Regions from separate parts of the Mus musculus genome. Here region 1 is linked to region 2. A link is a loop called in an ENCODE intact Hi-C map of the cell type or tissue named here. Cell type or tissue: left cerebral cortex. All regions are shown on one strand. Links, peaks and the distances in the headings refer to the core of each region. The heading gives the core; the rest is flanking DNA.

Region 1 (15,250 bases), core at 2,691-10,690, 140 kb after region 2:
AGTTTTAGCTTCAGAATCTTGCTTAGTTAGGCTCTCTGGAGTAGAGTTCTTTAAAGATGATGTTTTTGGTTTTGGATTAGCCAAATCCACTTCAAGAACTGGGCTTGATAAGGTGTATCTATATTAGCCTAGAATTTGGGAAGAGGAGGCAGAAGGATCCTGAGTTCAGGATAGCCTGGGCTACAGAGCTAGAGTCCATGTCAACAATCAAAACTCAAAGATAGTGCTCGCTTCGGCAGCACATATACTAAAATTGGAACGATACAGAAAAGATTAGCATGGCCCCTGCACAAGGATGACACACAAATTTGTGAAGTGTTCCATATTTTTAAGAAGCGGGAGTGGGTGGGTAGGGGAGCAGGGCGGGGGGAGGGTATAGGGGATTTTTGGGATAGCATTTGAAGTGTAAATGAAGAAAATAGCTAATAAGAAATTGAAAAAAAAAAAAACCCTCAAAGATAAAGCAACAGCAACCAAAAAACCACAACTCTAAACCCAAGCACACTTGAAATAATATTTATTAGATGCCAATCTGAAATTGACCTTTCCAGCAACCTTGATCTAACTGCCATGTGATTGGTGTTGGCCACTGAAATATCAGACAAGACTGAAAACTATAGAGAAGCTGATTTTTCCTTATTCTGTGCCCCTCAATTGTCTTTTAAGAAAGTCCATGGGTAGAAAATGTAAATCATGTCTGGGAATAACAACCTGTTCTCACATTTTTCTTAAAGTAATTCATGCTACTTCTTGATAGATGGAGAAATGCCTAGGTTAGGTGAGAAATCCCTGAAGATCCTACGGTTTTTTTTTAATAAGCCCAGTCCATCTGTACCTGCCTTGCCAGCTCTTCTAGGATAATTAAACAGTGATGGATTAGGACTAGGCTGTGGCAGGGATTGGGAAAAAAAAAATCTCCCAGCATCCCTTCCTGCGGAAGCAGCCGCCACAGTAGTGAGTGTAGCTGCCACTGTCACTGACAGGTCTTAAATTCACCCCTGCAGTGCGCCGGGAGCCTGGCTGATGCCGGTAACTTCTCTGCCAGGTCTGGCCATTGAAAGTCTCTCGAGACTGGGGAACGAAACAGACGTTGAAGGTTTCTGTTGGTTTTACATTAAGGAAGGACTCCTCTTTTTAGTTGGTTTTAAAAAGAGCTGGTAGGAGAGAGAGCCATCCTCACAGTGGAACCCGGTTCTTTCCTCTGAAGTTACAGCTGCCGTAAACCCGTGAGTATGCTGTATTTATTTAGTAGTTCCAGGGGGACATGATTGCAAGGTCCTCTCTAAGTCTGTGAGGATTTATTTAAGGAAAGCTTTGGGGAAATAAATTAAAGAGTTCTGTTTCATTAGAGACCTTCAGGTTTTGTTAGATGACATTGTCCTCTTAGCAGCTTCCTGCCAGGCTTGCCGGGTCTTCCCACGCCCCCTCCCTTTTTGACTCTTCCCGAGGGCGAGAGCTGTAATTGCAGAAAGCCGCATGCACGCCTGTGTCTGTGCGCCTGCCTGAGCCGCAGAGGCTGTGGTCTCTCCCGGTGCCCTGGCGGGCTGACCATGGCTGGCTGACGGCTGCTGCAAGGTGTGCCCTGGGGCTCCCGAGACTCCCACTGCAGAACAATGGCAGCAGGAGGAGGCTCACTTGTGTTTGTCTTAGGTCCTCTGCTGCCTTCTTCTTAGCATTTTATCTTGCTATGTTAATTAAGGCTTTAAAGATGAATAAAGTGATGTTCATTCAGAAATAGCTTGTGCCCTTTATCCTAGACCTTCAGCTCCTCCTGGGTGATATTGGCTTCAGCTAGTCTTCTCAGCAGATCAGAGCGACTGTGAGCCCCCAGAAAGTGAGCTCTGCCTCACGGCATTTTTAAGTTGTGCACTGGAATCACTGCTGACTCGTGTGTCCGTGTGACGCAGATCCTGAACTCAGAACATCTGTCCTGAGTCATCGTGCCCCACTTTCCCCCTCTGGAATTCACCAGAGTGCAGCTGTTTGCTGGATTGGTGAACGCACCCTGAGAAGCCTGTTAGGACAGAGGTTGACTTGGGATTCCTCTTGTGACCTCACATGTTCTTGATTGGGCTTTGTGAACTGATTAATATCAGTTGGCCATTGATATCCTTTCTGTATCCTAAAACCACACTAAAGTGGTTTTTAGAAGAGAGGTTGGCAGTCAAAATACTTTTAAACACCAACTGGTAGCAGTCATCTTTGTACATGTAGTATGCCTGACTTAGGCTGACATAATATAGGAGCTTTCAGAATGCCAGTATTTGGTTGATTTCCTGCAGACTAAAAATAAATACAGGATTATTAAAAAAAAAAAGAAAAAGAAAAAAATCCCTGCCACCTAGAGATCAAACATCTGCTGTTTTTATTTTTAAACAGTTTGTCATACCTAAATGCAGCAACTTGAATTTAATTAGGAAGGGTTGCTAAATTTAGGACACTCTGTCTTTAAACTAGCAAAGAGCATTCATTCATTCATTCATTCATTCATTCACAAATGTTAACATTTGTTGCAAAGCTTTTTTTCAAGCTCTGGGGAGATGAGGCTGAAGAAAACATTGTATTTGGATTCCTGGAATAGACGTTTTAAGTAGATAAAGGAGGTGGTTAAAAACTATTTACCAAGTTATTTCATTAGAGCTGTGGTGAGCTTTTCAGCTATGTAAAACTACAGGCTACCTTTATGAGCAGCTTTATATGGAACACATAAATGCTTGAAACTTGTGCTGCCTCAGATCTTTTGTCATGGAGTCTTTGAGTTCTTAGCTGGAGAGGTATGTTAGAAATATTTCCATTAGTTCAATGAGCATGCACTAGGCATGGTAAGAGCAGAGTTTAGATGAGAAAGAACTGGTTTCTGCTTTGCCTGGTCCACTGGGGAAGGGAGGGAGACTGGTTATCATGTACATTCTGTGCCACCGTTTTCCTGTCTTAGGGGAGTCATAGAACTAGACTCTTCTTCAAAAGACTTCTGGGCCAGGCCACTACTTCTCCTCTCTTTTCCTCTACCACTCTCTTTCCTTCTCTTCTTCTTCTTTTTATTTTTTTGTTTTTTGAGACAGGGTTTCTCTGTATAGTCCTGGCTGTCCTGGAACTCACTCTGTAGACCAGGCTGGCCTCAAACTTAGAAATCTGCCTGCCTCTGCCTCCCAAGCTCTGGGTTTAAAGGGATGCGCCACCACGCCCGGCTCTTTCCTTCTCTTTTTACTTTACTGTCCTGTCCTGTCACAAAAGAGAAAATTGACTCAGGTTAAAGCACAGGGCCATTTCAGATTGCTGATTGTAATGACCAAGTCATGCCCATTGCCTGGGGTCATCAGAGTGCTGATTGTAATGGCACAAACTCCTTGAGTGATTGCATTGTGTCTTCCAGCTGGAGGTTGATTGGGGCGAGTCTCCCCCAGTTAACCCTCCTCTGGTATAAGTTTCAGTGTGCTGCTGGGTATCATAAATCATAAAAAGGAAGAAGTGATTATTTCCTTTGGCGCCAAGCCCAGATCTTCTATCATTTGCACTCGCTTTCCTCTTGCTCGCTTCCATCTTCACCTCCTTTTAGAGAGGCAAAGGCTGTGTATAGACAGACTGAGCTTCAGTGGTGGGCCAGGGAAAGACCTGCAAGAGGTTCATCCGAGAAAAGAAACGGCCTTGGGAAGAAGCTAACATTTCTTGCACTTCCTGTTCAGATTGCTGTCAAGTCCAGATAGCTGTCAACCTTAGCAGAGCTCCCAGGGTCCCACAGCAGTGTGTCAGCTCCTGCATGCAGTAATGAGGCAGAGTGACTTCAGTAGACACATTCTAGCAGGTTTCCCTTGACCTGCCACAGTTTCTAGATGGCGCCACTGCTTCTTGGTGGGAACTGTGACAAAGAACTGGGAACCCATGGGATCTGTTAACACCACACTCCCTGAGTAAGTCCCCTTTGTGCTTCCAGCTTTGTCACCTTAAACCCAGCAGCTTTGGCTGACCTGGGGCTGTTCACCCAGCTGCTGGACAGTTCTTAGTTTATGCGTTAACAGTTTGCGAGCAGAGTTAGCTCTCTTAAAGCTGTTTGAGCCTTGATTGCTGTGCCCATCCTAGGAATTGCCCACCCTCTGGCTGTACCCATGTGTTTGCTGCCTCTGCACTGAAGGCATGAGCACGTTGGCCAGGCCACTGTGGGTGTTGGAGACCCCTCTCTAGGCTAACACTCTGACATCAACCTAACTGCCATGTGGCCTTTGTGAGAGGTGGCAAGTGCTGCTCTAAGGCAGACTTCGTGCCTAGCATGTGGATTTGTGCACATTTCACACATGGATTCCTCTTCTTTTGATATTTCATCAGTCCACAGGTGTGGACAGTCCTTAGAGACCATTCAAGTGGCACTGATGGGTTTCTTTAGTGATTATGTAGATTAGTGTACTATAGAATGTTATTTGAAATCATACAGGTGGCCGCACTTCAGAAGAAGAAGAACATGGGGCTAAGACTTGAATTTCACCTGTGGTTGGGGCTGTGGTCATTATCTTTTTAGACAGAGAGTACGGCAGAACTTGAGCCTCTCAATTATCCACAAACCAGGACCTAACACAAAACATTTACCTGCTGTTCACCTCCAAAATAGCTTAGGGTTTCTCTTTTCTCTTCTTTTCTTTTCTTTTCTTTTCTTTTCTTTTCTTTTCTTTTCTTTCCCTTTCCCTTTCCCTTTCCCTTTCCCTTTCCCTTTCCCTTTCCCTTTCCCTTTCCCTTTCCCTTTCCCTTTCCCTTTCCCTTTCCCTTCCCTTCCCTTCCTTCATCCCTCCCTCCTCCCCCCTCTTTTTGCCCCTCTTTCTTTGCAGTAGCACCAGTTGTGGAAGCCATTGCATCTGGTGGCTTTGTATCACAAGCTGAAATAAATATAGCCTATCATCAGCTAGGAGAGCATAAATGCTGGTGCTTGATTTCTTAAGCATTTATGAAGCCCTCCTTCCACGCAGACACAGCCACAGCATCCCTGCACTAATACAGTCCCGTGCTCACTTCATAAACTGCTCACCACAACTCAAATAACCAGTCAGAGAGCAGAGACGCAGACAGTCTGAGAAAATGGCTTTTTTGTGGCCGTTGTTTTCGCTCCCTCTCTTGGACTAGGAGGTGGATGAAAGAAAACCTTGTCTTCGCAATTGTTTAAAGATATCTAGCTATTCTTCGTTTCAGTTGGGGGCTTCTTTTCTTTTTTTTTTTCTAAAGTGCTCAGTTTCTTTCCAGTTATCGTCACACCGAAAACCTGCATTTGCTCTGCACCCTGCAAATATTTGCTTCCGTGCTGGGAGGCGTATTGTAATTGGCCAAACACTGCTTTTAGCTGTCCCAGGACTACTGGAAACATTAGACAGAACTGCTGAGTAGCAGGAATGCCCTGGTCTGTGTAATGGGAAGCTCTTGGTTCTCCTCATCTTAAGTGGCCCAGTAGCATCACCACCGATTACAGCCCCTTGCGCTTATTTATGTGGTGTCTCAGTTTAAAAGGTGGTTTTACAAATGGAGCGGCTCCATTAGACTGAGCTGGGAATTGTTCTTTCCTGCTCTTGCTGAGGCCTACCATCAAAACTGATGACACACCTAGGGGAGCAATCCAGTTTTGCCCTGTTTCTCTCTACGCCACCTCCTCTGTCCCTGGGGTACTCTGGTGAGAAAGAGATGAAGTAAATTTATTGCTGGGAGGGAGGAGGATTTTCTTCCTGTTTGCCTTTCAGTTAAGAGATGAGCAGTGGGGCCTGGGAAGACGGAGTAGGAGCTGCGCACATCTCCGGCAGACCTGCCGCCCTCTTGTAGTTTATTTGGAATAACACAGGAAATTTGATTTGCTCTGCCTAAGGACAGAAGTTGCAAACGTCTAGATTTCTGCTCTTGGGAGCTTGCAGCGTCTTCAGGCAAGGAAAACAGCACTCCTTGGGGAATAGTGTCCTTTCAGGTCTGAGCTGGTTTATAAGCTAGGTGAAGATGAACTCTTATTCTCCCCAAATGGTTTGGCTTTGCTGTAAAGCCCCCATTCCCACCAGGAACAGAGAACAAACCGACGTGGAGCTGGCGTTGCTAAGTTGACTTTCCTATTGCCAGTACCCTCTTTTGGAAGGGTGCTGGCTTTGGGAGTGGTGAGGGAGAGTCATTGGCAAGTGACCTGAAACTCTGCAGCGGCGGCTGTGTCTAGCTCCTTCTCTCCTTCCAGGGAGAAGCTGCAAGTGATTGGGAGGAGCCCTGCCTGGCTGGGAGTTGCCATCCTGCCTTCCCACCAGCTTCTAGCCTGCCTGGGGGGGGGGGGGGATGATTGTGGAGGGTAGTTGTTGGTACCTGTGGGGCGTGTGAGTGGACCCGGCCTTGATCCTGGGGAGTTATAGTTCTCTCTTGATATTGGTTGGCCCACAAGAACCCCGGATGCTAAAGCTATTTCCACTTTGTCACTAAGCTAGCCTGAAAATAGCCTCATTTTTGTAGTAATTCCAGACAGAGAGGGAACGTGCAGTAGCCAAATGAAGAGCCAATGAATATGCTTAATCTAGTTTCAGTATGTACTTTTTATTTTCTCTATAAGCTGGGTATGGTGGCACACATCTGTCGTCATCTCAGCCTTTGGGAGGTTGAGGCAGGAGGATTGCAAGCTTAAAGCTGGTTTGGGCTATATGAAACTCTGTCTCAAAAAAAGGTGGTGGTGGTGGTGGTGTTATATACTCCTTGTGAGTCATTCGAGAGTGGGTGCTGCAGACGGGCGGTGGGAGTCTTCCCAGTGAACAAGGCTGTTTCTGTGCTTCCGTGTCCTCAGCTTTCTGCCTGTGCTTCCATCTCGCTCTGAAGTTAACTTTATGTCCTTGAGAACCAGCCTTGAGTGCCTGCCCTGGCTGGCTGATGGCTGTCGATTGACTTTCCCACAGTTGGCTTTAACAGTGAGTGTGTCGAGGTTGGGGGGTAGACCAGGGTGGCTGGTCTGCTGAGGGGAGGGTGGGCAACCCTTCAGTTGTCCCCTGGTTCCTTTACCCAGTCGGCGTAATGCTAAATGAAGGTTCCCCCTTGCAAAGCCCAGGGATAACTGCTGAGACACTGGCTTTCTTCAAGATGTTTGCTGTCCCTGGAAGAGCTTGTTATTTAGGAGTTGGCTCACTTTGTTCCTCCTGGATGCTCCATCCGACTCGATGAATACAACTTAAGTGGTGTCAGTTAGCATTCTGCCACGTTCATCAGCACTTCACTACCATGTTGCTAAGCCACATCTCTCCTAAAATTTAGTTTATTACTGTCATGCATGTGTGTGAGATGTGTGTGAGTGCAGGTGCAAACGTGCCACAGTGTGTGTGTGTGTGTGTGTGTGTGTGTGTGTGTGTGGTCATGGGCAGAGAACAACTTTTGGGAGTGGGTACTCACTCTCCTTCCACCTTTATTTAGGCTCCAGAGATGGCTAGTACACCACTGTTTATTGTCCCTCCAGGGCTCGTTCCTTCTGTAAAGAGTAGGTCTCCCGTTGAGCTGGGTCCCTGGGAAGATCTGTGATCCCCACTGCCTGGGAGGCTGAGGCTGGAAGAAGACGGAGAACTCAAGGCCTGCCTGGGCAATTTAGTGAAACCTGTCTTGGAATAGAAGTGAAAAGGAGGTGGAAACATAGCTCAGTGGGAGAGTGCTCAGCGCAGCCCAGTCCCCAGCACAAGCAAACAGGGTTAGAGCATAGATCGGTTTCAGCAAAGGCAGACAACAGGAAAAAACCAGGTTGAAGGTACATTTATAAATCTGAAAACAGTTGAGATGTTTAAAAATGAACTATTTTAGTTTAATTCTTAAAATAGTAATGGAGCATGTTATAATGGAGGAGATAAAAAAAGGCCGAATTAGAAAAAGACCACAGAGGTTTAAGAACTTTGCCACATTAGTGGAAAATTGAAATTTTTCTGAATGACCTAAAATGATGTGGGAAAAACATTAGGTAGAGAAACTCTGGCTTCCTAGGAAGGGCTACAGGAAGGCTACAGGCAAGGCTACAGGCAAGGCTACAGGAAGGCTACAGGCCATACATAGATGGCCTGGCCTGATTTTAGCTAGGAAGGGCTACAGGCAAGGCTACAGGCCATACATAGATGGCCTGGCCTGATTTTAGCTCCATTTGAGCTGTGTGCGGTGTGCATGGGGTGTTGAGAGTTTCTCTCCTTAAACTAATACTTGAATGTCTCTCTAGTGCTTGGAGTCTAAGTATTCCTTCACTTGATTATGAAAACAATACATGACTATGTCTGAAAATTTGCAACACTGGGGACAGGAACAAAGAATAGGAACCCTGCCTGCCACATCCTAGAGATGACAGTGATGAGTTTGGTTTTGGTTTGTGAACTTTGGTAGTAAGTCTAGAGAAGGGTGTCTTGGACCACTCTACTGCTGTCATATCTAATATTTCCTTATTTCAGGATAAAACAAGGATCTTTTTTTTTTTATCACCCCATGGCTCTGTCAGTTTTATTTCCTATAAGGAGTTGGGGTGAGAAGGAGGGGAAGTTGGGATGGTATTCTTCTGACCCTGGTGGCTGTGGTGATAGGCAGGTGAGTGGTGGTGGGTGCTGAAGGGAAAGCGCTGTTGATTGACATTCTGAGTTCTGGCTGTTTGTCTTCCCTTTACTCCCACCCTCCTCCACCGAGCATCTTTGTTTCAGACTTAAAGGAAAAGATTTATTTTTATTTGTATATATTCTCTGTGTCTGTGGTGTAAGCGTAGCTGTAGACTGTACTTTATGCATAAAAACTTGATCTATTGCAATTGTATCTCCCAAAGAATTGACCCAAAGACCTATTACATTTATTAACAAGCTGCAAGTCTAGGCTGGGCAGATTCTGAGCTATTCTAATCCTCTAAGGCTGTTAATATCAGACAAATGCCCTGTTACTTGCCAATCTGGTTTTGCCCTGCCTCGCTCTGGTCCATGTGTGCCCTCGTGTCTGCTCTCTCATTGCAATCTCATGGCGAATCCTCCAGGGTCTCTCCACGGGGTCTCTTCACCTCTCCTCCTGGTCCTTTTACTTTTTTCTCCGTGGGACCCCTGGCTGGGATTGGAAGTCCAGCTTTCCTATTTCCTCTGCCCAGCTAATTGGCCAATCAACTCTTGACTGCCCAGTCAGAAGGTGATAGAGAAGGATGTTTACAAAACACTGAGACAGGTGATGCCTCACAAAAATAACTATCAAAGACTGGTCTGTACTCAATTCTCTGTCTGTATATAAATCAGCATTTGAATAATGCAAGGGTAATCTTTACACAGTACACAAAAGCATCATTCCAACTTGCACAGGGGCTAGCAAGGACCAGTAGAGGATGTCATATTCCCTGGAGCTGGAGTTACGGCAGTTGTGAACCGCCTCTGGATTCTGAGAATGTAACTTGAGTTCCTGGAAAAGCAGCAAGTGCCTTTAACAGCTGAGTTGTCTCTCTAGCCCCTCTTTTTGATTAAAAAACATTTTATTTAGTTGTGTGCTGTACGTATGTCCATCACGCTTGCTATAGCATGTGTCGGGGTCTGAGGATAACTGTTGGAAGTCAGTTTTCTACTTTCACTGGGTAGATTCTGGGGATCCAATTCTGGTTATCAGGCCTGTGGCAAGTGTCTTTACCTACTGAGTCCTCTGATATTTTTTGAGAGTCTCATGAGGCCCAGGCTACCATTAATTCACCATGTAGCAGTGACTGTGCTAACTCCCGATGTCCCTGTGTCTGTCCCCCAAGCACCAGGGTTACAGCTGTGTGCCACCACACCTGGCTTGCCTCTTTCTTTCTCATCCTCCTTGTGAGAATCTTTCTCTCTCATTGATCACTGGCCGTGAGCTTGGCTCCTGGAAGAACTCGTCTATTGGGCTGCTACACTTTATTGGTTAGCGTTTAAAATTATATACCCACTTTGGAAAAAAATTGGTGGCAATTCTTCAGTGTCAAATGTGGAATTATCATATGACCTAGTCTATCATAGTCACGTAAAACTTACATGTGAGCATTAATAACAGCAATCTCCATGATGTACAAAAAGCAAAATGTCCCATGTGTTATGAACAAATGAAATGATAACCAAATTGGGCATATCTCTCCAGTGGCATATTCCATAGTATTACATATGGTAGAGTGTTGCTCCCTGTTCCATACAGCATGAATGAATCTTGGAAACATGGGAAGTGGAAAAAGCCAACCATTGAAAACATCTACAGATGCAAAAGACTCTGGTTTGCTTAGAACTAGAGGTCACGAGGGTTATGGAGCATGGTGGCAAGTGGGGGGTACCTTTGTGTGATGGGATGTTGTTATATTGGGGTGATAGTTGGATGGATGCCTTTGGGAATTATATATCAAAATCTATTTAAAGCATTTTTTAAAAACTAAAGTGTTCAAAACAATGCAATATAAAGACATATTTTCCTTATATACGAATACCTGTAGTTGTCACTGTCAATCAAATGAGTGGTTTTTTTTTTCTCTCCAATATTTGAAAACATTCTTTACTACTTGAGTATAGTGGTGTTTCAGATTTAAAAAAAGAAGCACTCAGGTAAATATTAAAACTTGTGCTACTTGTGGTGGCACAAATTTTAAAGTTATGGAGCAACATAAAGTTTAGTGTTGTTCTTTTAAATACATGGATATCAGCACAGTGTTTATATACTGCTAACCTATATTGAAGGAAATAAGCAAAGCCTTGAATAAGTCATGAGCTTAGGTAGCCAATTCATATAGAGAAAGCGGGGCAGCAGACAGACATGTATCGTGGTGGTAGCTCGTGTTAGGAGGAAGGGCACACCAGACTTGTTCCTTTTGTAACATTGTTCATGGAAGCTCAAAGGTTGTAGTTGAACTACCTGACTACCTGGCTACCTGATCAGATTCTCCCACAGGATCTACCTCCCAAGGGTCCACTGTCTCCTACTTGGAGCAGGTCTTTTAATCACAGTGGACTTGGGAGAGGGCAGAGCAGACGGGAACATAGATGTAAAAATGCAATAGTACAAAGAACATTTTTCAGATTTCGGTAATAATATAATGAAATCTGAATAAAAAAAGTCCAGCAAGACCTTTTGTGTAACTTTATAATTATGGCTGTTACAATCACATAAATGGGAATGACAGTATAATACAAAGATCCCCAAATGCCAGTTGAGGAAGCAGAGGACTCACTTCTGCTTGTCTCCGCTTAGCAGAAAGCTGAGGTGATGTCAAGTGTGTAACCTGCAGAGAGAATGGATGTGTGCAACGGAAGTGTGTCCAGGACCAGGTGGAATGCATGGGAACTTGCTCTCAGTTAGGGGTTGCAGCATGGTGCAGCATTGTCCACAAATAACTGCAGCATCCATGTGTGGATGATCATCCAGGTGATAAAGGGCCTCCCAAAGCACTTGGGAAACTGAAGACAAAATGTCGAGATAAGATTTATTAAACACAAACCGTTTTATTTGTTTTATCACCAGCCCAGGGATTAAACCATAGCACGTTCGGACATTCGTATATCTATTGGAGTAAAATAGCTGCAAACTAGTGTCAAGGTTTTAAAAAGATGTACTTATTTATGCATATGAATGCTTTGCCTGCGTGTACATGTAGGCACTGTGTGTGTGCCCTTTGTGAGCCTGGTGTTCACAGGGGTCAAAAGAGGGCATTGGGTCCTCTGGGAACTGGAGCTGTGGGTGGCTGTGAGCTCGAACCTGGATCTTCTCTAAGAGCAACAGGCTAACTGCTGAGTCATCTCTTCCAGCACCAATGTCACATTTTCTAGAATATAATCTTAATAGAAAGTGACCAGTCAAGCAAAGGCAAGCAGATCTCTGGAGGATGAGTTCCTGTGTGCCTGCCAGTGTTTAAGGATCTTGAGAGGACTTCAGTCTTCCTTTTATCTGGTTTCTGAGCTAACAAATGGCTGAAGGATGAGCTATTGATTGCCTATCTTTGGAGGAACGGAGGAATTGGGGGCGAGAATTGAATGTAGCTCACACTGTACCCAAAACCACATTCTAGATATAATGTATGTGAGCTGTGCTATATTTTCTCCACTGTACATTTGAAACATTTCTAGCATTGGGGGAAGAAAAGGGAGGAAATAGGTTCTTGATGCTTTTTGATGAAGAATGCCATGCCATGCCTAGAACGATGAGTGGGAGGCAGGATTCTGCACTGTCAGCACCCACAGCCCAGTTTCTTTCCTGATTCTCCGAGGCCCTCCTGTTACGTCATTGACATCCTTCTGAGAAGGCAGTATATGCTGACTACTCTGCCCAGTAACCTTTCTACAGAGCATTAGAAGAAACCACAGAGGGGAAGTTGGAAGAGAGCCGATAAGGGGCTGTGTTGGGCACCGGATGTGGGGAAACAAAGGGGACGGGGGAAATTCACGTCCCGCCCGAGCTCGGGGAGAATGGACAGGCAGACGAGGGAGACTCATGGGACCCTACGGAATTGCTGCAGGATGGGCGTCGGGCCGTAGACCCCGTTCTGGGTGGGTAGAGTGGGGTTGGGGGAAGGCGCAGTCTTGGCTACGGCTCTCGGGCACCATAGACCAAGAGCCAGCTTCAGGGTCCCTGGGCCAAATGGAGGCCACAGACAACAGGTTTTCAGTCTTGGACATCCCAGGTGCGGCTGGATGTCGCTGAAGGGCTGAGAACGAAGTGGGGGCCCCTGGGGCAGCTAGGTCAGCCCCAGGGCTGAAGGGAGAAGGGGCAGGGGAAAGGTGCTGGGTGGTTTCTGGGTGGGCGAGAGTCTGGCTAGCTCAGGCTGCTCGCTCTGTGGGCATGGCTAGAGCACAGGAAGGCCTGCTCCATTGCTCCAGCCCGGTGGATCCTGATGAGAAGAGGCAGTCCATGGTTTCAAGGTGTTTATTGCAGAGAGAGGGAGAAGTGTAGAGAAATAGAAGCTGGCCATGGCCACAAGGAGAGAGGGGAGAAGAGGGGGGAAGAAGGAGGGTGAAAGGTGAGAGTAAGAGCAAGTGCTTAAGAGAGACAAGAGAGAGAGGAGGGGCCAAGCAGCCCCTTTTATAGTGGGCTGGGCTACCTTGCTGTTGCAGGGTAACTGTGGGGAGGAGCATACTTGGCTATATAGACTACATGACTGATAGCCACAGAATTAAGGAGCTGGGTCCTCGTGTCAGGAGCCTATGTCTGGGAGCATGGCAAACAGGCCTTCTGTCCCTTCCAGATTAATCTGCTGGGTTTGAACCTAGCTCGACCAGAAAGCAGGCTGCCTTTCACGGTCCCACAGAGCTGTAGGTAGAACTATGCCTGCTGGCCTTAAGAATGAATTTTGGCTCTTGTCAAAAAGGTGATGTGGCCCTTGGTGGCATGCTATGACCAGATCCCTGAAGTAGCCATGCAGAAGGGGAGATGGTCAGACACGCATACCTTTCTATTGATGTTTGTATTTGAAATGTGTTACAGAACTCACATCCTAAACTAGAGAAACAACTGATCCTGAGCAAATACTGCTGAAAAAGTGCAGGTTGTAGTATCATAGGCCTGTTGTGATGTTAATGTAAAATTTAAAACATAGACTTTCTGGGACTTTTAGTGTGTATAAAAGCATAAAGGGTGAGAAGGATGTAATTTAAGTATTTGTAACCAGACCCAGGTCTGGCTGCTCACCTACACTTAGGAAATAAGAGGCCGGTGGGAAGGAATTTGTTTTATTGAAGAACTGGTATTCAGGGCCTGGCATGGGAGCATACACCTGCAATGCTGGCACTCAGAAGGCTGAGGGCAAGCAAGGTTTGTTTTCAGTGTCAGTCTGGCTATAGACAAAACTTTTCTCTTACAAAAAACCAAACAAACCAGCAAACAAACAGTGGGACTGGAGAGGTAGTTTACTGGTTAAGAGCACTGGTTACCCTTTCAGAGGGACCTGAGTTGGATTCTCAACACCCACACAGCAGCTCATAACCATCTGAAACTCCAGACTCAGAAAACTCAGATATTCACTCTGGCTTTCTGGATCACCAGGCTCTCACACGTGATACCCATGCAGCCAGAACAGCCATGCACGTTAAAACTGCAACAAACCCAGCAGCCTAAGAGGGTGGGTAGCTGTTGCCTCAGGGCTCCATCTTATAAATGTAATAATTATTTCAATAACGTTCTAATAAAATATGTATAGCTTTACTTGGGGAAAAAAGTTCTGAGCCATGCTTGGTGGCTCATATCTGTAATCTCAGCCCTTGGGAAGTCGAAGCCAGAAGATTGTTGTGAGTAGAGACAGACCCTAACAAAAAACAAAACAAAACAAAACAAAACGCTGGAAGACTATACATATAGTAATCTGGGCTAAGCAGTGACGCACTCACGGTCCCAGCATTTGGTACATAGAGTCAGGAGGACGTGGCAATTTGAGACCACCCTGATTCACATAGGAGTTCCAGGCCAGCCAGGACTATGTTGCCAGACTCTGCCTGTTCCTGCCCTCTTCCTCAAGGGGGGTGGGGGGAGGAAAAAATTAAAGAAAAGGGATACAAAAGATGAAGGCTGTGGGTTAGTAGTTTTAACCTATAGGTCATGTTTCCTTTGAGTGGATTGCATATCAGATATCCTGCATTTCAGATATTTACATTATGATTCATATCAGTAGCAAAATTACAGATACGAAGTAGCAACTAAATAATTTTATGGTTTGGGGGGCCGTCACCACAATATGAGGAACTGTATTACAGAGTCACAGCATTTGGAGGGTTGAGAAATATTGCTGTGGGTGATTTTAATATTTATGTATGTTAAAACATAAGGAAAGTTGGTAAGTCTCCCAGTGGTTTTATTTCAGAAATGTTTAACACAAAATAGAATTGCGTTACTTGCTTTCCAAACTGAAGTAGAGGTGAGCCATACGAAATGATTGACGCATGTGTGTTGTACTCTCATGTTTGTGCAGCCCTTTCTCACAGATCAAAGAACTAAAACCCCTCACTGGTTTCAATCCACAGATCTCCATCGGACATGGCCACCAGCGGCTTTCACTTTGTACCATGCGAGACCAAACGGACCTCCAGACAGCTTGGAGCATCTGCTATGGGAAGACCTGAAGGGTATGTGGGGACTGTTGGGTACTCTCAAGAGACTAGAACACCAGTGAGGTGGGGGTGGGCCTAGGCAGTTATGGAGTCCTTTGGCAAGTTAGAGAAGAAGATGCACGCCAGGGGGCTTGGTGGTATAGTAACAGCAATACTAAATTCAATTCTGGGGCACAGGTTCTTGATTCTGGACAAACCTGAGTGTTATTTTGTGTGTGTGCATGTGTGTGAGGACGAGCACCACGGCA
Region 2 (15,250 bases), core at 2,480-10,479:
CAGGGTGGCCTAACACTCATGATCTCTCTGTCTTAGCCTCCCAAGTGCAGGATTACAAATGTAGCCACCACATTTAGCTTGCAAAACATTTCTAATATCTTAAACACATCCATATAGGTGTATATGGGAGACCCACACAGTAGAATAATGAAGCTCCGATGAAGGCTGAGTCAGTGCTTCTCAAGGCATCCTTGTGGATGAAGAAAGCCAAGCCACACTATGGGAACCTTGGAAGGAAGGTAAGCTGGATACAGCAGCTTACCAGCTCTTGTCTACAAACACACGCTTTTATCTATTCTGTAGAAATGGACCTTCGCAGTTTAACTATTTTTCTTTGCCAACTGGTACTCATTAAGTGTATAAATATAGGAGAGAACTTGTATTGCATGTAGTACTCTAGGGAAGGTTTTGCTTCCTGGCGACATGCTAGTTAGCTCAGCACAGTCCTAAAGTGCACACGGCTTCATGGTGTCAATACCCAGCTCTTGGCTGCAGCACCAAGCGCCCAGTGGCTTCCCTTCCCACCAGCTGCCCTCAACAGCTCTTCCTGGCACACGGATTTCTACAAAGCAATGTCACTGCCACTTAGTGAACAAGGGCAGGCCCTCTCTTAAAGGCTGTGGGTCTTAGTCTAGGGGAAGAAAGGAGCTCCCTTAGCACTCTCGCCCCTTACAGCTATCTGGTCTACCACCTAGCCCCATTCCCTTCGTTATTGTGTCAGCGCCTCACTGTTCTGACCCTTCCTCAGAGCTTTTTGTTTTGTTATGTTTCTGCCCAAAACCCGGGCTGTACAGGAACTCACTGTGTAGTCCAGCTGGTCTCAAACTTACAGGGATCTTCCTACCTCTCAGACCTAAGCCCTGAGATTACAGGCACGAACCACAATGCCCAGCCACAGTTAACAGTCCGTTAGATTAACCCTCCTCCATCAAGGTGACTGCTGTTTTTCCTTACTTGGACTCTGCCTGATATAGGAGATAAACTGCATAAGCACCCACTGACCTGGACAAACAGTGAACCTAAGCCATCTCCTGCAGGGGTGCTGGGTAGAAGTGAGGGAATGGGGACACATTAGTGGAGACGGAACAAGTGTGGCATGCTCGACTCCTCCTTGTTCTTATGCCCTAAGGTAGTCAGAGCAAATCAGTGCTTTCAGCTTTGCTCCCGACTCTGGAACAGGGGGTCAGTCAGTGCCTTGTGCATGCTCAGCCAGTGTTTTGCCACCAACTACATCTTTATTTAGAGGTCTTTTTTGAGACAGGATTTAATTCTACAGTCCAGACATGAACCTTTCCACCTCAGCCTCTCAGAACTGGAAGGGGTTGTAACTGTGGTGCACATACTGTATTTTCTTAAAACTTTTTAAGTGTAAATTACTGGTTCAGATCGCTTCCCCTCCTTTTCCCATTGTGTGTTTTTGCCTACTTCTGCCACATAAACATTCTGTCCATTTCTTTTCACTTTCTTCTTCTTCTTTTTTTGGTTTTCCAAGACAGGGTTTCTCTGTGTAGCCCTGGCTGTCCTGGAACTCACTCTGTAGACCAGGCTGGCCTCGAACTCAGAAATCCGCCTGTCTCTGCCTCTGCTGGGATTGAAGGCTTTCTATGAGTTTGAGCTCCAGTTTTACTGCACTCATCTCACAAGCTAACCTCAGTCAGTCTCTTCCTGCAGGAAGTTCTCTTTGGAGTCTCATTTCCTCCTGTGTCCTTGTGGTACTTGGATTGTTTTATAAGATTCCTATTTTAACAGTGCTTTTTTTTTTTTTTTCTGTCTTTCTGACACAGGCTAAGGTTTTACTTTTCCACAAAATCCCAGGTTTGGTTTACTTTAGTTTTTACAGTTCTTTGTTTACTCTAGGACGTGAGCATGTGGCCTCATGCTATGGTGGACGTAGGGAGGTCAGAGGGTTCGTGAGGCGCTGCTTCTCAAGACAAAAGGTCCCTTAAGTATAAGTTTTGATGCAACATTCTAGAGCTCTAGAATTTGCTCTAGAATGTTGCATCAAGAGCTCCGAATATCAATAAAAAGTTGAGAGGAAATCCCCATCAAGACTAGTCCCTTTGGTCTCCAGGGGCTGGTGCCTCTGCTGATAGGAAGATTAAAATTAAGCCAAGATGGGGAGGACATTGTTTGCCTGTGTAGACATCTCCACGCACAGGATTGAAGAAGTAAAAGCTCCTATACAGAAGGTTTCACATCTGAGTAGCAGAGTCGGTTCAGTAAAACCCTCTGATACAAAAACAAAACAAAAACAAAAACAAAAAAAACAAAAAAAAGGAAAAGAACAAAAGAAAAAAGTATTAAGTTTCACAAGCTGTTTGTACTCAAATCTATTTTCTCAGTTTCAGATCCTCAGCTATTTTATTGAGTGGAAAGTCTTGGACGAGAAGGGTTCAAGAAGAATAATGTTGCATTTCCTTATGTCTCAGGAAACACTTTTTATGGTAACTTGTCAGATTGTCTATGAACAAACCCACTTTTTTAGACATTGATAAATTCTTTTCTTCACGTGATATTTTATACAAGAACACTTCAGATGTGCTATTAGATGTGACTGATTTTAACAAATCCTATTAGATTTGTATCAGCTAGTTACATGTTCTATTCATAGTCTTTTGTGAATCATTGCCTTTTTGTTTTTAAAGATGGCCTATTTTGAGCCTTTGTATAGGTACATTCCTGTTTTTGTGATGACACAAAAGAAAAAAAAAACTTTAAACTGTCCCAAACAGAAAAATAATGGCTATCAGAAATGTTTTGTTTTAATGTGAGTTATCGTTACTGTATTTGTTTATTGTAAAGGTGGACATTTTAGCATTCAGAGCAGTTTTCAATAAAGTAATTAAAATTTCTTAAAAAAAAAAAGTATAAGTTTTGCCCCCCTGTTTCTTTTCTAATAAAGAAACTTCTTGTCAGGCATTGAAGAGTGAAGGAAGACAGATGTTAGGAAACCTTCACAAATGGACTCTTAACCAAGGCTGTTAGATCTGATGGCTAATGCATCTTGGTGGCTCAAAATCGACTTTTAAAACATTCCTAGTTTGGTTGACAGTTGTGAATCTTACAATTTTGTGGTTCTTTCTTTCTTCCAAAAATCTGACAGTTTGTTTTATCCTTTAAATGGTACATTAGAGCAGTAAACAGAGCGTTGTAAGCCAGACCAGCGAGGAGGATGGATACAAGGTTTGCGGGAACAGATTTTACCATTACCGTGGACGGTATTAATTTCTGATTGCAGAAATTAAAACCTGGTTTAAATAGTAAATACGGGGAGTTGGAGAGATGGATGTAGAGAAACATAAAGCTTGGAGTTCAAGTCAGCCTCATCTACAGAGTGAGTTCCAAAAAAAAGGAAGGAAGGAAGGAAGGAAAGAAGGAAGGAAGGAAGGAAGGAAGGGAGAAGCAATCTTTAACAACAAAAAAACCCTTAAATACTAAAGTCATTTAGCTTGTTATGATAAAAGGATGGCACACAGCAAGAACCAATTTCTAACGTCTGTCTTCCTTCTCTCTTCAATGCCTGACAAGAAGTTTCTTTATTAGAAAAGAAAAACAGTGGCAAAACTTATACTTAAGGGACCTTTTGTTTCTTTTTATATAGAGAGCCTGGAACCCATTCGTGTAAATCAGGTTAGCCTGCCCGGACTTTCTGGCAGTCCTCATTCCTAAGTCTCTCAAATACTGGGATTACACACATGAACCATCAAATGCCCTGGCTAGATTTTTATTTTTATTTTAAGTTACTGAATGAAAGAGTTTTAGGGAAGACAAACGTAGGGCTAGATTTAGACTTTTGCAAAACGTCCAACATTTTACAAGGTTATTAGGATTCATTTCTTAAGTTTTAAATACAATAGCTTTCCAACCCTAGCTAAAGAATACTCTTTTGTCAACACACACACAAATATACAAAAACCTGAACACATACACACACAAACAAAACATGAATACACAAATACATACATAAACACACAGTCAAAACATGAATACATAAATACACAGAAATATATACAAACACAAACATATACAAACACACCTCCTCCCTACAAATATTTGATGGGAATAACAAAAGGACTCAGGAATGACAGAACACAGTTGAGGCTGTTTAAATTAGTGGGCTACAAACCAGAAGTAATAAATTTCTAATATTATACATCATTGAGTAACAGTGCTCAAAATGTGTTAAGTAAGCAGGCTAAAATGGATCTGTAATAAGTGATAAGCAATCTGCAAAATGAAAGTAGGCATTTAGAAACTTTTACAAGTTGACAGCATTTTTATGTCTAAATTTTGCAATAAAAATTGGACTTATTATGTTAGCATTCTGGTTTAATTTTTCCTCTTTAGTAATTTATTGTTATTATTACATTTAAGAAGGGATTATTATTATTTTATTATATTTGAGACAGGATCTCACATTTAATTCAAGCTGGCCGGGAACTTAGTCTGGCCTTGACTTCATGGCGATGGGTTTAGCTCAGCCTTCCTGAGTGCTTAGCCACCGCCCCAGGATTAGGAATTGATTTTTATAGTATTTTACAAATAAAATGGCTCCATTGAAGATTAAAAATTAAGAAGCAAAATAACGGTGCTTGTTTCTTTTTTTCAGACATCATATAGCCCTGCCTGGCCTGGAACTCAGAGATCTATGTAGACCAGGCTGGCCTCAAATTCAGAGATCGGCCTGTTCCTGCCTCCCTGGGATTAAAGGTGTAGGTCACCAATTCCTTCCTTATCACCGGTATTTTGGGACACACTATCTGAGTATTTAAGCTTGCATTACAAATCTAAGTAGATAAAGTCTACATTAAAAAATCAATGCAAATTCAAATATGTAGTGGATATTAGGGATTTTGTGTTCTTAATGTTTTTCTTTAGATGTAAGAATATCACCCTGGGGCTGTAGAGATGGCTCAGTGGTTAAGAGCACTGACTGCTCTTCCAGAGGTCCTGAGTTCAATTTCCAGCAACCACATAGCGGCTCACAGCCATCTGTAATGGGATCTGATGCCCTCTTCTGGTGTGTCTGAAGACAGTGACAGTGTACGCATATACATTAAATAAATCTTAAAAAAAAAAAAATATCACCCTAATCCCAAATTACAGAATGGTACTTCTTTTGGAGCTACGTAACTGATGGGTAAATTAGCACAGTATCTGTGATTTACTGAATGGAAGAGCCTGGGGAAACACACACAACTGTATCCCATAGCCACAGAGCCACAGAGCCACAGAGCCACAGAGCCACAGAGCCAAAGAAAGGATGTCCAAATGTTTAAAACAACAACAACCACCACCACAACAACAACCAGTCATCAATTATCATTGAACTCACTAGGTAGCTAAGGCTAACCTCTAACTTACATCAGTTTTGACTCAGCCTCCCGAGGGCTGGGATTACAGCCAAAAGCCAGGACACCAAACTAATGGTTGAATTTTAAGTGGTGGAGTAAAACATTCAGAGTGTTCAGATAAACAGCAGAAAGACTAACTGTAGTTTAGTGGTAGGTCGTGTTTCATCTCCAGCACCAAAACAAATAGCATATAACAAAACAAAACTCATACCATAAAGTCACTAGGTCAGTGTTCTCTGGGATGACTTCCGGGTCTTCATCTTCCCCGAGGCATCTCAGTTTATCAAGGCTTAGAGAAAGGGAGGTTGGGAAAGGGAGAAAGGAAAAGCAACGATTTATGATCAGCCATGCATTTTTCAACAGCGGGTCAGAGCTTGTCCTAAATACATCATTGAATAATTAAGTCTTATGAAATCCAGCAGGCAGCTCAAAAGAGGCCAGAATTCAAGACAATGGTTTTTGTGCCAGTGTTATACCGAAAAGGGTGTATGTTCATTTGAGGACAGCCAGTACTGTCAAAAGGAGAAGGACCGCTACAAGTTAGTTTTTGTATTTCTATTTCCAGGTAAGAAACTTTTAGGGAAATTTTAGTAATAACATTTTCATGAGGACCGCTAGAAACCACGGTTAATAAAGGTTTCAACCCGGCTCTGTTTAAGTCTCCTCCATCCTCAGGTACTTCCATTGTCCAAATATCAATGACAGATATATACCGCTGTTACTTCAACAAGCACTTTAAAGATCAAGAATAGAAGTCTTTCGTGCATTTGTAGTGTCCCGTTACTGGATCCACCCCTCAGGAAAGTGCTTTTGGACCCAAGGATCTCTTCCGGCCTTCCGGAAAGGGTTTAGGGGGACGAAGGTTAAGGGTCTCCGAGAAGCGCAGGGACGAGGCTGAGCCCTGCGGGATCCACGCAAAACCCCGAAGCCGCACACTCACCCGCACACGACCCTCAGCTCTGCTGCTGCCTCCAGACTGCAGCCCAGATCGCTGGCTACTGCAGCATCCTCAAAGCCGTCGTTGGATGCCCCTCCGTCGGTCGGCTGCTCGGCTGCCTGCGGTTCGCTCAGCGACAAATCCTGGGCCCCTAGCCGGCCACGCCATAGCTCCCCAAAGGAGCCCACATGGAACACGCGCGTGTGCAACTCGGGAAGCTCGTATTCCGGAAAGCTGCTGTGGCTCGCACTGGGGACTGGGTGCTGTGGGCCACCCGCACCGCCGCCCTGCAGGTCCTCCGCCATGTCAGCCACGATCCCTTCCGGCAAAAGCTGGCGAGAGGGCGTCGCGGGGCGTGACGGGATTTGTAGTTTTGCAGAGCTCCGGGGTGGCGGGCGGTTGCGCGAGCTGTGCTTCAGAAACTACATTTCCCAGCAGGCTGGCTACCGCCTGGGCGCGGCTCGGTCGCTGTGGGCCGGGCTGGATGCATTGTTCTCTGGACTTGTCCGAGGGCTGTGCGGCTCGCTGTGTTCCGAGCTGATCTGGTATTGGGACCCACAATTACCTAAAGACTCAATCATTGGGTCCCCATCTCATAGTTTTCTCAAATCTGGTTCGTAGGGGCGGGACTTTTGTCCACTGGTTTTGCGAGCTGCTCTGCGGTTCCTCCTATCCTAGAGAGAATCCTGAAGGACAAGGGGCACTGAGACTGGTTCGTCCAGAATCTTCTGAAAGGCACGGTGTGTGTTTGTATGCGTGCCTTTGTATACCTACCTGCACGATAGAGCTTATCGAACGTCGGCTATGCAACACACAAATTCATTCTTAGCCATATGTATATATTTTGAAAAGTCACCACTTTTCCGGGGAGAGAGCCGAATGTGATTGTTAAAGGAGTAAACCGGTAAACTAGGAAATGGAAGTAGCTTGAAACCCAGTGAGCCTAGATGTTTCTGAAGCTTGGCCATCGCTCAGCTGTTCCAAATATCATAGCAGGGTGTGCTGAACAATCCCTGGCTTGTATGATTGTCCTGTGACACATGTTGTATAATTCAGCCATTGGAACTATTCCTTTAGTGGCTTTTAGTATATTCACAATGGGGCAACCATTAGTTTAAGAACATTTTCACCACTCGTGAAAAGGTTGCTTTTAGTTATGACTCCCAATCCTTCCAACTTTAGCCAACACTTTTCAGGCTTTACGTCTGTAAAGGTTTGCTATCTGGGCTTTTTGAAATAGGATATCACTACGTAGAACAGTCTAGCCTTGAATTCACAGCCGCTTCTGCCTCCTGAGTCCTGGGATTAAAGGTATGTCCCACCACACCCAGTTTATTTTCTACATGTAATATAAATGTAATCATATATGACCTTTACAATAGGTTTCTATAATATTGTACAATATTTTTACTTTGCAGCAAATTTCAGTACTTCATCCCCCCCCCCTTTTTGGTTGAATTTAATTGTATTGCATGGATATTATATATTTTATTTATTGAAACTCATTGGATGGACTGGGCTGCAGCTCAACTGATAAAATACTTGGCTCACATGCATGAAGTCCTGGGATCAATAATCCCAGCACTTGCAAGGGAGAGGCAGGAGGACCAGAAGTTCAAGGTCATAATCACCTTCAGAGGGAGTTTGAAGCAAGCCTGGGATACAGGAATTCCTGTCTCCTAAACAACAAGCAGGACTGGAGAGATGTCTCTCAGTGGCTAAAGAGCTTCAGCTTCTCTTCCAGAGGACCTGGGTTCGGTTCCCAGCACCCGTGTGGCAGTTCTCAGTGGTCTATAACTCCAGTTCCAGGGCCTCTTCTGACCTCTTTGGGTACCAGGCATGCAATAGTGCACAGACAATATGGGCAAAACACCATGACCAAAGCAACTTGGCTTCCATATCACAGGCCATCAGCAAAGGAAGTCAGGACAAGACTCCAGCAGAGCAGGAACCCAGGGGCAAGAGCTGATACAAGAAAAAAGAAAAATGCCGAGTTAACAGTTCAACTAAAACAAAACAAGGGGTTGAAAGATGGCTCAGTGGTTGAGAATACTTGCTGCAATTCCAGAGGACCGTGGTTTAGTTCTCAGCACCCACATTCACTCACAACCTACCCTTTTTTCATGTTTACTGCTTTCTCTTCCTGCTCGGACTCTTTACAGTGCCTCTGCTGTACTGTTCGTCAAATCTACAATGAAAGCCTTCTTTTTTAACCATCTCTTTGGAGCTGTCATGTCCTCGTTTTTTACACCTCTCTCTCTTTCTTCCTTCCTTCCTTCCTTCCTTCCTTCCTTCCTTCCTTTCTTTCTTTCTTTTCCCAGATACTTGCCAAAGCCTGGGCATATTTCCCATGATGTTCTGGGCTTTTTTTTTTTTTTTCCCTCAGGAGCAGTCCAGTCCCCTGCCCCCACTTCTCCCCAGCTTTGGTTCTGTGTCTAACCTCCACATGTAACTCAAAAGGCCTGGCTTTCTTTTCTTTCTCTTTTCCATCTTCCTTCTTCTGGAAGCTGCTGAGACTTACAGCTTGTCTGTACTGTTGCTGTCTTTTTTTTTTTTTTTCTTAAACTCTAATTAAAAACATTCTATTTATTTATTTTCATACAGAGTTCCACTATGTAGACCAGGCTAGCCAAGTGTTGGGATTAAAGACATGCAATATCAGGCCTTTTTTTTTGTTTGTTTGTTTTGTTTTTTTGTTTTTTCGAGACAGGGTTTCTCTGTATAGCCCTGGCTGTCCTGGAGCTCACTTTGTAGACCAGGCTGACCTCAAACTCAGAAATCCGCCTGCCTCTGCCTCCCGAGTGCTGGGATTAAAGGCGTGCGCCACCACGCCCGGCTTTTTTTTTTTTTTTTATCTTGTTTTATTAATGAGACTAAGAAGCCAAAGAAAGGGCTCTAATTTCCCTGATAACTCTGAAACTGCAGTTGGTTTGAGACTAAAGAAAAGTAGGGCCTTCTTTTTAGTAATTCTCCAACCTAGTTATTATAAATACATTCCTGGCTCAGGAGGTGTGAAAGTGGTTTTGTATAAGATCTTTTATATAAATATCATCATTGTCATAATTAAAAAAGATACACAAAAACTTCCAGTGACATTTCTTTCCTGCTTGTTTGTTTTGAGATTTATGTGTATGTTTTCCCTGCATGGGCATAAGAATCCCCTAGAACTGGAATTGCAGAGGGTTATAAGAGGGTTGTGAGCCAAGTTGCTTTGGTCATGGTGTTTTATCATAGCAATAGACTCTAAGACACAGGGAGAGCAAGAAAGGAATACAAGAGAGTATGGGCAAAGGAGAAAGAGAGAGAGAGAACACCAAAAGGCACAGGGGAAATGTCAGGGTTCTATAGGAAAGAGTTTAGGGTAGGGATCAGGGTGAAAAGAGCCAGGAGCCAGCCTGCACGACGGCAAGGACTCTGTAACAGATCATTTGAGATCCTGAGAACCTGGAGGCCAGTTTGTGCTTTGGTATTTGGTAATGCTAATAGGCACCACACTTAGCCTTTTGTCCAGTTTCTTTTAGACCTACGGAAGGAAGTCCCTGATTTAAATTTGAACTGATCCAGTTTGAACTAAACTGGTTAGCGGAAGCAATCACCACCATCTATTGTTCTTTATGTCCTGTTTTGGGGATGAAGGGCTCTCCCTAGGCTAACCTGTCTAGCAGGATCAAGTTGGCAAAGGCTTTCCAATATGGCTACCCCATTTCACATTCCTCTGAGCAGCACCAGAGGGTTCCAGTTTCCATATCCTTTCCAACACAACGTCATCTGCATTTTATTATCTCCATCTTAGCAAGTGTGAACTAATGTCTCCTTGTGCCTTTCATTTGCATTTACCTAATGGCTAAGGAGTTTGTGTGGGTTTTGTCACTGGGAGATACAGTGCCTTTTCATAGGCGTAGTCTCTTAAATAAAAGAATTTAAAAATGGAGTCAGAATGAAACTTGAAAGCAATTGTCAACTCCCCAAACTCCAAAAGGCCTTGTAAACCAGAAACAAGCTCAAGTTAGACTAGAAGAGGGTTTCTGGCAACTGGATAAAAGCCAGCATCCCTCCGGAACTTTTAAAGCCACTTCTGCCTGCCAGAGGCGTCATTTCCCTTACTTCTGGCAAAATGGACATCTGGCTCTCCAATTAGCATACATTCATGTCATCTACCAGTACATAGAGGTCCATGCTAGCCTCCAGGCTCCCTTAGTTATACATTTCCCAGCCCCCACCAGCTTCCTCACACTTCCTCCCCATGGCTACTCACGCTCCTCACAACCGTGCCTTCTCTCCTGATTATCACCATGTTTCCCCTAGTCTTTATGCTCAGCTACTCTCCCTTCTACTGAAGATAGCCCAAGCCACATCCAGCTGCTGGTCATGTTCAGTCTACTTTCTCTCTCTGCTCTGAACTCCTTCAGCCACTTCTGGCTAAATGGAAGCTGGAGACCAAATCTGGACCCCTGCTGACCGTGAAAGCTGGGATGCAGATGATGCAGAAGGGCTCACATACCCTAGATGGGGAGAAAGAAAAAAACAAGGGTGAATAAGAACAGGAAAGCACCAGTCCTACTAAACCTACAATGTTCATCTGGTGTTACCCAACAACACCACACCCTGCGAGGTGGCTCCCCCAAAACAACATGGACAGACGTGCTTTCCCCCAAACATAGCATATCCAACAGCCTTGCGCAAGTGACCAGTGTCCAGACCCCAGCACCCTCAGGGGCAGCAGCACCCCAGGTTGCTTCCCAGGGTGCTTACTGGACCAAAGGATCTTGAACTCTCTGCACAGAAGTGTGCATCTGTTGTCAGAAACCCCCATGTTTAAAGCTAGGAAAGGTTCACAGCCCACACTTTGTTTCTAAGAGTTCTAGTTGTGGGTCACTGAAGAGCCATTGTACCTCCAGAAGTGCCATTAGCGGGACTTGACAAGTCCTGAGTAAAAAAGAAGTTTTCCATACTGTAGCCATCGATCGTTTAAAGTCCGAAAAGGCCACTTTGGGGAGATTAAGTAGGGTTATGGGGAAAAAACAAAACAAAACACTATGCTGTTGTGCTTTTTATTAATTGTGTTTACTTCCTGTCATGAGATGCCTTAGACTGCCTCATGTTGCCCCTGTGAAGTTAGCTCCACCAGTGTAATGAGTCAATTCAAGCCAAACTAAAGTTTAAGGCAAGTTTATTGGAGGAGAAGGGGAGGGAGCTCTTGGATGTCACAGGAGTGATGTCACCATGTAGATGGGAAGACAGATGAGTGGGAGGGAGCAGAGAGAAAAATAGGGGGGAGGAAATGTAGAGAGAGGGAGAGAGGAGAGAGAGAGCCAAAGCTTCAGGATTATATATTGAAGAACCTCTGGGGACAGGAAGCCCAGAGCCTGGGCAGGAGGGTTCAGGGTAGAGGGCATTGGCAGGGACTGAGGGATGCTGGGAGAACCTGGAGGCCAGGTCCAATTTGGTATGCAAAACTTGCACCTCAGCTGTTTGTCCAGAGTCCGAGTCTCAACAGCCCCCACACACGTTATCCATTCCACCGGGCAGAAGTAAAACCAGTACAACTTTTGAGTCAAATATGAATTAAGCTTTATTAAGTACTGACCAGGACTGTGAATACTGGCCTGGTCTATACTCCAGGGTTTCCCAGAGTACAGCACCGAATTACAGTAGTCAGGGACTATAAATGCATCCTGAGGCACATCCTGCCTATATACCTCTGGCGCACATGTGACCAAGCATACATCCCGTGCACTTGGGGCAACCTAGCTTGTTTACAGAAGTGAAAACACTTGCCTTGTTATCTTACATGAGCAGCCCCCAGCATTCCAGGAAGCCACCTGTCCTTGGGCAAGTGGGCCTTACAGGATACAGGCTTGATTTATCTATTTATTGTCATTATTTGGGTTTTGGAGACAGGGTTTCTCTGTGTAGTCCTTGCTGGCCTTGAATTTACAGAGATCCACTGCCTCTGCCTCCTGGGTTCTGGATTAAAAGCATGTACCACCACCACCTGGCTGCATTTTTATTTTATAGATCTCTTAAGCACAGTAATTAAACTTAAAAGATAGAGTTAGCCATCACAGTAGCTGCAGAATTTTTGCTATTTTGAAGAGTCAAATGTTAGCCAGATGTTGAACCTTCTACAGAGCCGCTCATGGAGGGCTTGCCTGTCTTAGTGACCTGTAGTGGAGTCAGCTGCAGGTCACAGTGGCTCTATGAATAGCACCTACACTCCCAGCCTTTCTGATACTATTTATCAGGCCTCTGTGCCAGCTTTCTAAGAAGGACAGGTTCCTTACATTTTTTTTGGGGGGGGGGGGTTGTTTTTTTTTTTTTTTTTTGGTTTTTTGAGACAGGGTTTCTCTGTATAGCCCTGGCTGTTCTGGAACTCACTTTGTAGACCAGGCTGGCCTCGAACTCAGAAATCGGCCTGCCTCTGTCTCCCGAGTGCTGGGATTAAAGGTGTGTGCCACCACGCCCGGCTGGTTCCTTACATTTTGTAAGTAATTTGGTATCCAAGAGCCCATAGCCTGTGTTGTCAGCCCCCCACCCCACCCTCTTTTCCTCCTCCTCCTCCTCCTCCTTCTCCTCCTCCTCCTCTGCCTCTTCCTTCTCCTCCTTCTCTTCCTCCTCCTCCTTGTTTTTCTTTTAGGTGGGATCTCTATTACATAATTTTGGCAGGCCTAGAACTCACTATGTAGATCACTGACCTCTGATTCACAGAGATCCACCAGCCCCAGCCTCAAATGCTGGGGTTAGAGGTGTGTGCCACCATACCCGGTGACTCTTACATTTCTTTATTATGAAATGTTGGTGTGAATCAAGGGTGGCTTTGAATTAGGCTTGACCACAGCACTGCTGAGGAGCCAATAGCTTCACTCTGTTTTATGAAACTAACTGAAGGCCCTTGATCAGGTGACACGTACTCTGTGCAGACCATTGCACCTTATGCGGCATAAATTCAGAAGCACCTGCAATTGTTTTGTAAAGTTCAGCAACCTGAGGGGCTGCTGTGTGTTCCATGAATTTTAAGCTAGTTCTGGTGTGGGTCTGTGAGCTTTAGGTCACTAAAAGTGACCTGTTTCCTTTAGTCGTTGGCATTGAGAATAATAGTGATTATAATAAAGTTCCTGCGTTTTTTGTGGGGGTGGGGAAGGGTGAAGAATGATATTTTCTTGTTGGTATAAGAAAGGATCTTTCACTGGGTGGTGGCAACACACATTTTTAATTTCAGCACTCTGGAGGCAGAGGCAGGCGGATCTCTGAATTTCAGGCTTGTCTGGTCTATAGAGAGAGTTCTTGGAGATCCTGGGCCACATAGAGAAACTATTTAAAAAAAAAAAAAACACACCAAACAAAAAAGAAAGGATCTTTCAAGGGGATATTTCCATTCTGTTTTGTTGTTGATTTTCTTGTTTGGTTGAGACAAGATGTCCCTATATAAATAGGATGTCTTGGAAATCCTTTCCTTTCCTTTCCTTTCCTTTCCTTTCCTTTCCTTTCCTTTCCTTTCCTTTCCTTTCCTCTTTCTTTCTTTCTTTCTTTCTTTCTTTCTTTCTTTCTTTCTTTCTTTCTTTCTTTCTTTCTTGGTTTTTTGAGACAGGGTTTCTCTGTATAGCCTTGGCTGTCCTGGAACTCACTTTGTAGACTAGGCTGACCTGGAACCCAGAAATCCTCTGCCTCCAAAGTGCTGGGATTAAAGGCGTGCGCCACTACGCCCAGCTTAGGAAGTCTTGTTTCTTAAAAACAGGTTATGAGCCAGGCATGGTGGTTCACACCTTTAATCCCAGGGCCTGTAAGCCTTGGTCCAGGGGCCTAGAGAGATGGCTCAGCAGTTAAGAGCACTGCCTGTTCTTCCGAGGGTCCTGAGTTCAAATCCCAGCAACCACATGGTGGCTCACAACCATCTGTAATGACATCTGATGCCCTCTCCTGGAGTGTCTGAAGTGTACTTACATATAAAAATAAATTAAAAAAAAAAAAAAGACTTGGTCCAGATCAACAGAGGGAGCTCTCACTCCAGATATAGCACTCTTCAAGTAGAATTCTTTCATAGGTTGTGAGCAGTAACATTGGCTTCAGGAATAGTTACCAAGAGGATTGATGGTGAGCACCACTGGAAACTGCACATGGATCAGCTGGGTTTTATCAGCAGCTGTCCCTTCCTGGGAAGAGGCTCAGTGACAGCATCTTCTGGCCCTATAGCACATTTGGCAAATGAAGATGTGAAGCCTGGCAGTAGGACCAGACGGTAGCAGAAAGAGGTGGAAAGAGCCCCACTTCCAGGATAGGTATAGTCCCTGTAGTTCTTTGATCTAACCGTTATCCTTAACTTGGAGGGAGGGACAAAAAACATAAAACAAAACGAAAACCCCAAACCTCATGATTTCATAATTGTGGCCATTGGAACCAACCACTGTGTTGTGATCATGGTGTGGAATTTCGAGTCAGAAATTCTGAGTACTGGCACAAAGCAAGAAGGTTTTGGAATGTTTTATATATATATATATATATATATATATATATTTTAAAAAAAGATTTATTTATTTACTTTATATATGTGAGTATACTGTAGCTGTACAGATGGTTGTAAGCCTTCATGTGGTTGTTGGGAATTGAATTTTTAGGACCTCTGCTCGCTCTGGTCAATCCCACTCACCAGATGCACCAGAAGAGGGTGTTAGATCTCTTTATGGGTGGTTGTAAGCCACCATGTGGTTGGTGAGATTTGAACTCAGGATCCTCGGAAGAGCAGTCTGTGCTCTTACCCACTGAGCCATCTCGCCAGCCCTGGCTATTGATTTTTCTAACTCTTATATTGTGGAGAGCTCTTGGGGCCCGCTTCTAGAAATTTGGCAGAAATCTGACTTTGGGCTAGGACTAGGAAGTAGGTTCAAGATGAATACAGCTGAGGAGTGTGCTCTTTGTATCGTGATGGTTCTTGCTGAGATTCTGAATACAGTAGTCATAGGAC

The links. Peaks named below come from ENCODE experiments on the same cell type or tissue, not always from the same donor. Only the 100,000 strongest peaks of a DNase experiment are listed, where the experiment ranks them.
Region 1: a loop joins it to region 2, with 2.1 times the contacts of the local background. A loop is called at or near these places in 2 of 42 quality-filtered maps.

Annotation. Positions count from the first base shown.
Region 1 is chr4:83,270,884-83,286,133 of GRCm38, reverse strand. Ttc39b (tetratricopeptide repeat domain 39B) reads left to right here. Exons shown (of 20, transcript NM_027238.2): 3 at 14,916-15,017. Gm42307 (a long non-coding RNA gene) reads right to left here and starts at 1,695. Exons shown (of 3, transcript XR_881384.2): 1 at 1,354-1,695. It overlaps Gm23412 (a small nuclear RNA gene), which reads left to right and starts at 224; the gene lies at 224-330. In left cerebral cortex, for the core only: no CTCF peak of the experiment used is centred there; DNase peaks (open chromatin) are centred at 6,674, 7,047, 7,570, 8,546 and 5 more places; H3K4me3 peaks cover 1,232 bases; H3K27ac peaks cover 3,348 bases.
Region 2 is chr4:83,409,099-83,424,348 of GRCm38, reverse strand. It overlaps Snapc3 (small nuclear RNA activating complex, polypeptide 3), which reads right to left and starts at 6,625. Exons shown (of 9, transcript NM_029949.4): 1 at 6,295-6,625; 2 at 5,566-5,643. The coding sequence starts at 6,596. In left cerebral cortex, for the core only: no CTCF peak of the experiment used is centred there; a DNase peak (open chromatin) is centred at 6,697; H3K4me3 peaks cover 2,296 bases; H3K27ac peaks cover 1,127 bases.